Regions from separate parts of the Mus musculus genome. Here region 2 is linked to region 1. Evidence: chromatin loops called from intact Hi-C (ENCODE). Cell type or tissue: gastrocnemius. All regions are shown on one strand. Each heading gives the region's core, and the rest is flanking DNA. Links, peaks and the distances in the headings are about the cores only. Region 1 holds the start of Eva1a (eva-1 homolog A (C. elegans)). Region 2 has its middle 23 kb from the start of Gm40381.

Region 1 (5,373 bases), core at 194-5,193:
TCCTCCCAAGGACTGAGTGCTGTCCCAGCCTGACACACTTAAACTCCATTTAGCAGCAAGGTCAGCGTGACTAGGGGCCGGTGTCTGACCCTTTCTGAAACTGCAAGCAAAGCGAAAAGGAGAAGGAACCCCAGGGCTGCTGATAGGACAGTCTTGGATCCTAAGCATGGCTCTGTTTAAAAAAGAACAGGCATGTGTTTAGGCCCCCACTAATCTAGTCGACAAATCACATATCACATTCACTGAACATTGGCTGAGTCTCCTACAATCCCTTGCTTACCTTTGTAGCAAGAAGAGTGTGTGTTCTGAAATCCAAAGGTTTATGTGAATGTTGGCCCCAGCACTAATGAGCTGTGTGATGTGAGGCAAATGTTGCAGCCTCTCTGTGCTTCTGCAATGAACTTCGTAGTGATGATACAATATCGAGCGAGTCAAAATTCATGGAGTGAGCATGGCACGGGGCAGGCACTCGGTCTTAAAATGGACAATTATCCTATTAGTTCGTCACACTGACCTGCAGAGAATGCAGCTTGCTCTCCCTGTAAGACTCCCAGAGGGTCTGAGCCCACTTGCCCAAAGTCACACAGTTTACAGGTGACAAAGCTGGGATTAGAATACAGACAACATCCAAAGCCTTTGAGCTCAGCAGGTATTGTGAGCACAGCCCCATACCAGGCTCAGTATGTGGGTATCAGTGGAGAGGTGAGCACCACGGGGTCCCCTGCTGTAAATTCTGCAAATGGGATACTGAAGAAATGAAGGTGACTGGGTAGGGCAGCAGGGAACAAGGGCACTGTCCTAAGAAATGGAGAAAAGCTCCCATCCAGAAGAGACTGAGTTCTAGACCAAAGAAAGATGAGCAGTTTGCCAAGCCACTAGGGCGGGGAAGGTGGGTTCAAGAGGTCAAAACAGCAGAGGATCGGTGAACTGGGATGTGTTGGAAGCATGGCAGAAGGGCTAGAGGTTGAGGGTGGGCAGGGAAGCCTGGAGCTGGTGTGCAAGGTCACAGATTAAGCCTCACCCCTCAAGAGACCGGCTAGGGGCTGCTGTTAATGACTGACAGACACCTGTAGACCCAGGTCCTTTCTGTAAGCAATGGAGAAGCAAGAAAAGTGTGGGGCAGGCCAGCGGCCTGGTGGGAAGCCAGCAGTGGAATTCTGACTCTGGGGCTGCAGGTGGGGGTGGGGATATGAGAACAGGGGCTGGGGTAATCTGGAAAGGAGGGGAGTTGGGATACTCTCTGTGAGCCAGTTCCTTAAGTCAGGGTGACCCAATGAAAGCACAAGCAGTAATGGGCCAGAGGTATTGTGAGGAGAGGGTTCTCCTGAGCATTCCACCAAGCGAACAGCATCCTCCCTCACCCACAGGGTGAGGGCCAAAAGTATCTCCAGCTATTACCAGACTTCCCTTAAGGGCCACAATTAAAGCACATGTGGCACACACACACACATACACAAAATACAAAATAAAATATCTCTAAAATTAAAATTAAGCTCCACCATCTTTACTTCCTGGTTGACATCGGAGGGGGGGCGTTGACTCTGGTATTTTGAGGCAGAATCCTGTGGAACGAGGTTGGACTCAAACTCATTTTGTGGCCACAGATGACCTTGAGCTTCTGATCCTCCGGATTCCACTCCCAAGTGCTAGCCGCCCCACTCCCCCCCAACCCCTCCAACCTCCACCCCTGTGTGTTACACTCTTGGCCCCACTATTTTTCCGAAGAGAAAACAGCCACAAGAAGGCATTACCAAGGCTGGTGGTCTGACCCTGGCTTCCTTGACACCGGACTTGACCTCAAGCCGGCCCGCGGTGGCAGACTAACAATTACACTGCCTGGAGGGGAGGGAGGGGCTGAGAGAGCGCGGCGCCGGGTAGTATCCTCTTCAGTGAGCTAGGACGGCAGCCGGCTCTAAATAAACGCTTTGGATTTGAACGGAATCGCGATGTATTTGCTATAAAAGGTAAAGGCTTGGTCTTCCCTGAGTGTGAGCAGGCAGGAGGTAGCAGATTTCTTGCTCAGACTGGACTGAGGAACCATCTTTAGGGCTGGACTTGGGGTGTGCGGCACAGACCTGTTGGGATCCAAATTCACGCTTGGACCCTTTGCAAACTGCGAGGCTCAAGGCCGCTTACTCCCTCCTTTCCTTTTGTCCATTTTTAAAGCCAAGATTCCTAGAAGTTCCTGCCACAGGCCTAAGGTTGGAAAAGGTGTTTAACTAAGTAACAAAAATGAAACTACCCAGCGGGTCCGTCTCGCCGGCTTCAGAGCCATACTGGTTTGTCTTCATGCCCTGCAAAGATCTCTTCCCTCTACCCCCAGTCGTCGGGATCCTTCACCCCCAAACCTGATGAGTCCCTCTCCAGCAACAGAGCGTCACATTTAAAGCTTTAGGGGGCGCCAACAGCCTTAGAACGCCACGGTCCACTCCAATCTCGGGGATCTGGGGACGCGCGGGGGGGCGGGGGTCGTCAAATAAGTGTCAATAGTTCAGTGGCTCTGAGAAGAGTTAACTAAGTACTTCGCTAGGCCGGCTTCAGGTGGGTTAATCCCCAGCCAAGCCTAAATCCGCCGCCGCCGACTGGCCCGCTCAGCCAAGCTCCAGGGATTGGAGCAGCTAAGAGAAGCGCCCTGATTTGGAATTCACGAGTTCTCCAAAGCCCAAGGCAGAGGGTAAGAGTGGTCTGACCAAGCCAAACAGGATCAAGACGCTGGGGACGCCAGAAGGAAGGAGAAGCAAAAGAAGAAGGCAGGACCGGTGCTAACACCTGGACAGGGGTTTGGAAACAAAGCGGTAGTTTGGGATCCGAAGAGCACTAAAGAGTTCCCGCTCAGCAGAATTAGAGTGTCCCCGCGCCCTGAGCGCGCTTCGGGGAAGCAGCTTACCTTCTCTAGGACGACTGGCGCGTACTTCCGGGGACCGAGCAGGGGGGCCTGGAGTGGATCAGATCACCTAGGGAAGGGCACGGCAGTGTGCTGCTGCGCCCTGTGGCTGGGGCACCCGCGCGCCGGAGAGCAATTTGGGGCGGCCCTCCCCAATCAGGGCTGAGCACGGAACGCGCACACCCAGCCTCTGGACTCCTCCAGCCCTGCACACTCTAGAGGAGCCTGAGTCCGTGGGAGGAAAAGGTTGTCTCATTTCCTTCGGTCTCCCCCCGCTACCCCACCCCACCCCCGCCCCTCGGCTCCGGACCTGCCCTCCCTCCCGCTCCCCGCCCCCTTCCCCACGTGGGCGCCGCGAGACGCGAAACCTGAACGGCTGCTCCAACTTAGTTCAACTTTGGCAACTCTTGCCTGCCTCCCCGCGCTTCCCACCGTCCCCTGGGTTACATGATCTCCCCATCCGCGGTCCCCACCTTGTCCCGAACTTCCAACATTTCCCTCTTTACAGCAAGGAGCCCAGATCTGCAAGCAGAATCCAACCCTACCCCCAACCCTCATTGGCTTATTCCTGCCTGGTGGACTGCACTCGTTGAGCCAGCTTTAAAACCCCAAGTCCAGACAGGAAATAACCACTTACTTTGTTAAATTTGATCGACTCTTTTTTTTTTCTGAGTGGAGAGTTTAAAGTCTGATGCATAATCTCCAAGGAATGTTCGTTAGTATCAGAAGACATTACCACTTTTTGGTCTTGCTTGCCTGGGTTTGAAGTTTTGTTAAACTACAGGAGTATTTATGCAGTGGCCACAAGGAGCTTGGTGCAGAACAGGCTAGAATGACCCCAAAGGACATCCTGTTCCTCGGCAGTTAGCACAGGTAACTGGGGCAAAGATAGGAGTGGACCAGTCTTAATGGTAGAGGACAGTCTAGACAGGCAGACAGGCAGGCTGTGCAGCCCAGCCCTGTGAAAGACAGGAAGAAGGAGGGGAACAGAGAAGAGATCGCCCTGCCAGCCCAAGAAAGGGTGTTGCTGGGAACCAGGGCAACTGAAAACCAAGGGCTCAGATGGTGGAGAAATTGGATGGAATAACCAGGGACCAAAAGGGGTCATCAGAATCCCAGGTGTCCTCGAGAACTGCTATCAGAAGCATACTCTAGAAACAGCTGCTGTTCTCCTGCCCCTCTGGACCTGACTCACTGAGAGTCTACATTCTGACCCAATGCCCGGATTCAGATGCTATTTGAAAATGTTGCTTTCAAGACCATTGGTGGCATGGTGGACTGAATATATCAGACCACAGAGCCCTGGCTGGACTTTAAGCTATTAGGTTTAAAAATGAGAAGAAACCCAGGTCCACTCATACGATCACTGAATTTGTCTAAAGAGGGTCCCCCAAGTGTGTTTCTGAAAGTTGATCTGACAGAGCCAGGGCTGAGAGCCATAGTCTACACTTGGCCAAACAGTGCTTGCTTTATTTAACCTTGAAATGCAGTGCTTTCCCTCAAAGAAAACAATCTCAGGGTCCTGATGTAAACACAGACCAGTTGTCTTCTCTTATAGAAGCTACTGGTCTGGCAGGAAGGGTCTTGCTTCATCGGTGCCTTGAGCAACCAGTTCTAGCTTTGGACGGCCACTAAACTACTCCCTGAACTTGAATAAGGCCTCCTCTCCAGACTTCAGTTTTTCTTATCTGTAAAAGATACACACACTTAACCAACTCCAAATTCCATACCCAGGCACTCGGCACGCTCCCCATAACTGGGCAGCTGTATCAGCAGGCAGATGGAGAGGCAGCACAAAGGATTCATGACGTCATGCTGTGTTTGCAGCCACCTGGGCATGCTTGAGATCACAGGTTGGATCCGGACCACACACAGAACTGATGCTCAGTATGTGGGATAAAGGGATGGACCAACCACAGCTTCCTTCCGGTAGGTGGCCAAGACCTTCTCCAGGACCATTTGGCCTTAGACTGGTTTAAGGAGAACATTTGGATCCAGTCCATTTATCCCCTAGGCTGAAGAAAAGACATTGGAATACTCTGACCCCATTTGGCTTTGGATGTGTTTATTATTGCTACTAAGAGATGCTAATATATGCTGAATTCTTAGAACAAGCTTCATCCTACTGAAATGTAGCCTTGCTCCGTGATAATGAAGCAGACAACACTGAACTGCCTCTCAGCAGCGTTGGGGAAGAAAGCTACTATCTACATAGTTCCGTTTCTTGATGTGCGGCCTCACTGATATGGACAGAAGATGCCCCTACACGGGGCCTCCCTGCACCATTCACAGGGCTCCCTGGATTCCAGCGAGCAGAACGGGCATCACCTGCTCTGACAACAGCCCAGTCAAATAGATGGAGAAAGATCTAGAGCCCTGGAGTTTCTCCAGCTAGCAAAGGAGATATGGTTGTTTAGATCTTTCCATGGCATTCCCTTTGAGCACAAATACTGTAACGATAACAAAATCTGACTGGAGAGTAGCTGTGG
Region 2 (5,373 bases), core at 76-5,075, 55 kb before region 1:
CTTTCTTCTTAGACCCCCGGAGGCTCCTATTAATTTGATTTGTCTAATGAGAACTGGAAATGAAATCTGCGTTTCATTTTTCCACTCCGTTGGGGGCTCACGTGTCTGTCTATTACTTAATACAAGAAAACAAAGAAGAAATGAGTGAGTGGCGAAAAAACAGACGTCAGTCCCATGGTTTCCTCTGGGGAAAGAACGATGTTTGTTTCTTATTAAAAATGTAGTGAATATGTCTGGGGGGGGGGGTTCAAATGTCTCAGACTAGACAGGCAAAGCAGATGGTCTGGAAAACAGGAGCATCGGGGTAATGCAGGTAGAGAGGACAATTAGGCAGACTCACGAGGCAGCTGCCAGATGTAGTCTTTGAAGTTTTCCTTTATGTGTTCCATGTTGCTAAAGGACTTAAATACTGGTCATCAGTGAGTTCTCACACACACACACACACACACACACACACACACACACACATACACACACACCATTGTAGTTAAAGGAGACCTTCTCCCTTCTTATTCTAAATCCTACCCAAGACACACAGAGAAGCATCAGAGAAGGGAGTAGGAAGAAGGAAAGAGCCCAGGGATAAGAATGCTGTGAATTGCTGTCTTCTGGACAAGATAGGACAATTGTATTCTTGAGCTCACAACAGCTGTGGTTATCTGGACAAGATCAAACCAGTCAAAACTTCAGTGCAGATGGGAACTGGCTCCTGGAGCCACACCCTTAGCTGAGGAACTATTGTTGGTTGATGGCTACTGTGGAAAGAGAGAGTCAGTTTTCTTTGGGCTGTGGCTGTTGATGGGCTGCCTGTGCCCCAGAGTGCCTCATAACCATTAACATGTGGTCAGCACTAATTAGACTTAGTAGGTTATTAATTAAACTCTGAAGAATTTTTAGACACTCTCCAGACAAAACTGAAATGAGAGGATACTTCTAGCTGACAGCCCCACTACATGGACATCTCAGTTCAAGTGGAGGAAGACGAGGAACATCAGAAGCTGGGCAACATAAGGAATTGCTAGTTGTGACAGAAAGGATACATACGGATGGATAAAACAGATGTCCATGATCTCAGGAAACAATCCCTGTCACAGGCAGGGCTGGGAAATCTATGGAACCACACACCACCAGAGACTGTAGCTCAAGTACTCTGAGACCTTGCTCGGCCCGTTAGCAGTTTAAAACTATTTAGTTAGGTTTAGTGGTGTGCACCTGTGTTTCCAGCCACTTGGGAGTGTGGAGCCAAGCTGAGCATCACAGAGAGATGGTGTCTACACACAGACAGAGGGAGGGAGGGAGGGAGGGAGAGAGAGAGAGAGAGAGAGAGAGAGAGAGAGAGAGAGAGAGAGAATATCAGTACTGAAGGTATTGAAGGAGGTCTTACTCTACGATGAGTCCAATGTGAACACTGAGAATGCAGAGATGAGTGCTGTGACTGAGAAATACAGAAAAGGACTTGTCTGCAAAGGCTGACTGATTAAAACCTCAATAACTGTGGAAAGATTGGAATGTTGTGGAACCAGAGCCTAATTACAATGTATCTTGGGCAATCTTTAGCCACTAAATAGCTATTCCTCCTCTCATCTCTGTGTCACCTAACATCTTTCTCCCAGCAAGCATGACCTAGCATTCTAACTACAGAAGAAAAATAAATAAACTTGAAATGTGTTAACTTGACCCAAATTTTCCATCCACCAAAATGCTAAGTCATCAGATAGCATCTGAAACCTTCAGCTGGGATTCTCAGCTGTGCTGTGAAGGCCGCTTAATGTTTCTACCAATGTCTTTAAATTGTCTTTGTCTTAGAGTTTCTATGATGAAACACGGTGACCATAAACAGCTTGAGGAGGGAAGGGTTTATTTCAGCTCTCAGTTCCATTCACTACTTATCACTAAGGGAAGTCAGGGCAGGAACTTAAGCATGTAGGAACCTGGGACCTAGAACTGATGCAGGGACCATGGTGGGATGCTGCTTACTGGCTTTCTCCTCAGAGCTTCCTCAGCCTGCTTTCTTAAAGAAACCAGGATGGGGGGGAGGGGGACACTACACCCATGATGAACTTGGTCTTCCCATCAGGCATCAATCTAGAAAATGTACCACAGGCTTACCCAGGGGTCAATCTGGTGGATGTTTTCTCGGTTGAGGTTCCTTTTTTTCCAGATGACTCTAGTTTGTGTCAGGGCGACACAGAAACCAGGAACACAGCCTTGATTTATGACTTTCTTTCTTTCTTTTTTTTCCTGCTACTCTAAAACATCATGAAACTAATTCCACATTGGGGCCACCAAAGTTTCTGTTTCCAGGCCGTGGTTACTCAAATTTGGTTCCAGAATAAACAGTGTTATCCTCTTTGCATTGAGAGCTGTGCTTTTGCATCAACAGTGCAATATGGTTCATTGTCAGGAGCACAAAGTACGGAGTATTAAGACAAGATCATAAAAATCACACATAGCCAGAGTGTGTGAGTCCAGAAACCATGGGGAAACAATGAGAGCATTTGACTTTGTCTGGAGGAAGGAAGGAAAGTATCTTCATACAAGAGTTTAAAAAGAAAATCAATTTATACTTTTAAGCTTACACCTGTCAACTTTCAAAGTTACAATTAGTAATAGTGTAACGTTATGATGCAAATTTGCAAGAGAATCCGGAAAGACCATGTAGCCCATAGAGACTCATAGGATTGATATGGCCACTTAAAATATTAGACCCAATGTTCAGAGCAAGCAATGATGCAGTCAGATCTAGAAAGACTGAAGTCAGTGGGTCAATTGTAAGATGGAGCCCTTGCATTTTTTCAGACCTGTTCATTTCCCAGTTGTGCGATCACAGCATGGACTGAGAAGATGCAGAAACACATAGGAAACAAGGTTAGTTCTGCTCTGCCCAAGGCAGACTAAGCAAAGCAAGTGGAGATGCTCAGAACTGCCACTCTGATGAGCGCATACTGGGTGAAGCACATACATTACAGCACAATTGAGTTCAAACTATGTACACATGCAAATAAATGATAGAATGCAGAGAGATAGAGCGGCCTTGTGAAAAATACTTAAATAAATCAGAAAAGACTAGTCACAGAGAGATGACTGCCAAAACAAATTGACTTTGAATTTAATGGGAGTTCTTGTTGAAAAAAAATCTCTTAAGATCGTTACTTAGCTTCAACAGAAGCACAACAGCTTAAAATTCTAAATAGCCATAAAATTCTAAATAGCCGCCGGGAGTGGTGGTGCATACCTTTAATCCCAGCACTTGGGAGGCAGAGGCAGGCAGATTTCTGAGTTCGAGGTCAGCCTGGTCTACAAAGTGAGTTCCAGGACAGCCAGGGTTATACAGAGAAACCCTGTCTTGGAAAAACCTATATATATATATATATATATATATATATATATATATATATATATATATATATATATATATAATTCTAAATAGCCATCATTATAAGAACCTAGACGCCTCAGAACAATAAGGCTCCACTGTAAAATGCAAGGCCTGCATGACCACTGGAGAGCCACTGCTTTTGGTCCACACTGAAGGCTATCTGTATGATGTGATAGGAGTGAATCAGGAGCCAATCAGAAAGAGCTGAGCAAGTGTATATGTTAGAACTGGCAAAGTTTGTTCCATTTAGGGTTGAAATGTAGTAGATAGCTTTCCTACATTCAAGCGGGGTCTTCCCCACTTGAGCCACTGACCCACCTACCAATCCTCTCCAAAAGTCCTCCTCAGAGATACCAAGCAACGTACTTCACCAATAGCTCAGGTTTTCTATCTTGGCAAGTTAATGGCCAAGATTTACCACAATATCTGTGATAAGGAAGGTTGGCTAATTAGTTGCATGGGAGGCTCAAGGAAAGAGAAGAGCTTTAAGGTCCCTGACTTTGGTTAACCTTGTCACTTGCTAAAGTATGGGTAGGGCATTCTCCGGGGGAAGGGGAGTGTGATATGGATTCTTTTCGTCACTCAAAGAGAGTTGGAAGTTCAAGAGTGAGGGGACATCCCCTGAGCTATATCCCAAGTCTCTATCAAGGGCTTTCTCAGCACAGAAGGGTAAGTACCCACAAGAGAAGAACATCAGGCCCACTTCATAGACTTTTATCAGGAATTCACTGCCTCAGGGAAGTTTTCCATCCACCCATAAGGAGAGGACCCTCATGAGCTAATTCCTCATCTGGACCCACCTCTCAGCATTGTTTCCATGGCAATTAAATCTCAGTTTGACTTTAGAAGGAACAGTGAGCTGTAGAACAGGGTTGATTATACAGTTGTCTGTTGTGTAATAAAATCACTCAGAACTTCATGACAGAAAAAATACAACTTTTAAGCTCATGAATCCTATGGAATCTCACTGGCTGGCACATTATACAACGAGGCTTCATCATTCTTGCCTACCATTCAGTGAGGCATTACTTTCCTGTGTCCTACCCTGAAACAATGTACATCCAGAAGTGCCCACAGCACAGTTTGACAATAGCCACCTGTGCTGGCCAGCTCAGGAAGAGACTCCTATGGGAAGTGGGTGCAAGCTGCCTTAGAGAAATTTCCTTAGGCACTCGAGACACCTTACATTTCCCAAAAGTTTCCCTAAGATTTGGTTAGCTGGCATTTCTCAGTATACAAACCACACACTCAATACAACCCTTCTATTCCTCTCCTCTCTCCTTCCCTACCTCCCCCGACACATGCTCTCTCTCTCTCTCTCTCTCTCTCTCTCTCTCTCTCACACACACACACACACACACACACACACACACACACACACACCACAAACACATCCCCTCTGTGCTGTGTTGGAGCTTAGCATTCAAGAGAATACAAGTGTGGTACAGCTGCATCTGTAGCAGAAACAAACAAACAACAAAGCACTACCAACAACAACAACAATAACGACATCAATGAGATGAAGCAGACCTAGGAAAAGCCAAACTCTTGGTGCTGAGTCTCTGAACCCAGCCATCCCTGAAGCTAGATCTGTCTCTGCCCTCTGTGAGTTTTATAAATCAATAAATTCTCTTAAGTTGGATATCTCTCTATTACAAACACAAGTATGCTGTACAGAAACTAGAACTAGAAATGGTGTTAAAGATTTAAACCTAAAATATGAAACTGGACAGGTTAAAAAAAATGGAATTCTTGTTATTTGAAACGGAAGTCACCAGTTAAACTATTGCTCAGTACCTGTGTCCCTTAGATAGTGTCCCCACCACCACAAAAGTGGACATTTTATGGACTTGGTGAAAAGATATGAAGATTCAGTGACCACGGGGATAGTCATGTGCCCTAAAGCCCTGCCAGGCACATCCACTTATGCAGCCTCTGTCTAGTGAGGGTTGTAACCTCTCTCTATGATCAGCTTGGGCTACCTCCTGGAGATG

Evidence for each region. Hi-C counts contacts between places; a loop is a spot of excess contacts. Peaks named below come from ENCODE experiments on the same cell type or tissue, not always from the same donor. Only the 100,000 strongest peaks of a DNase experiment are listed, where the experiment ranks them.
Region 2: a loop joins it to region 1, with 2.3 times the contacts of the local background. A loop is called at or near these places in 5 of 42 quality-filtered maps.

The regions. Positions count from the first base shown.
Region 1 is chr6:82,039,416-82,044,788 of GRCm38, reverse strand. It overlaps Eva1a (eva-1 homolog A (C. elegans)), which reads right to left and starts at 3,161. Exons shown (of 3, transcript NM_145570.2): 1 at 2,888-3,161. In gastrocnemius, for the core only: a CTCF peak has its summit at 2,395; DNase peaks (open chromatin) are centred at 2,575, 2,995, 3,229, 4,679 and 2 more places; H3K4me3 peaks cover 2,396 bases; H3K27ac peaks cover 1,578 bases.
Region 2 is chr6:82,094,091-82,099,463 of GRCm38, reverse strand. No RefSeq gene overlaps it. Among named protein-coding and RNA genes, the nearest start is that of Gm40381, 23 kb to the left of the region's middle. In gastrocnemius, for the core only: no CTCF peak of the experiment used is centred there; no DNase peak of the experiment used is centred there.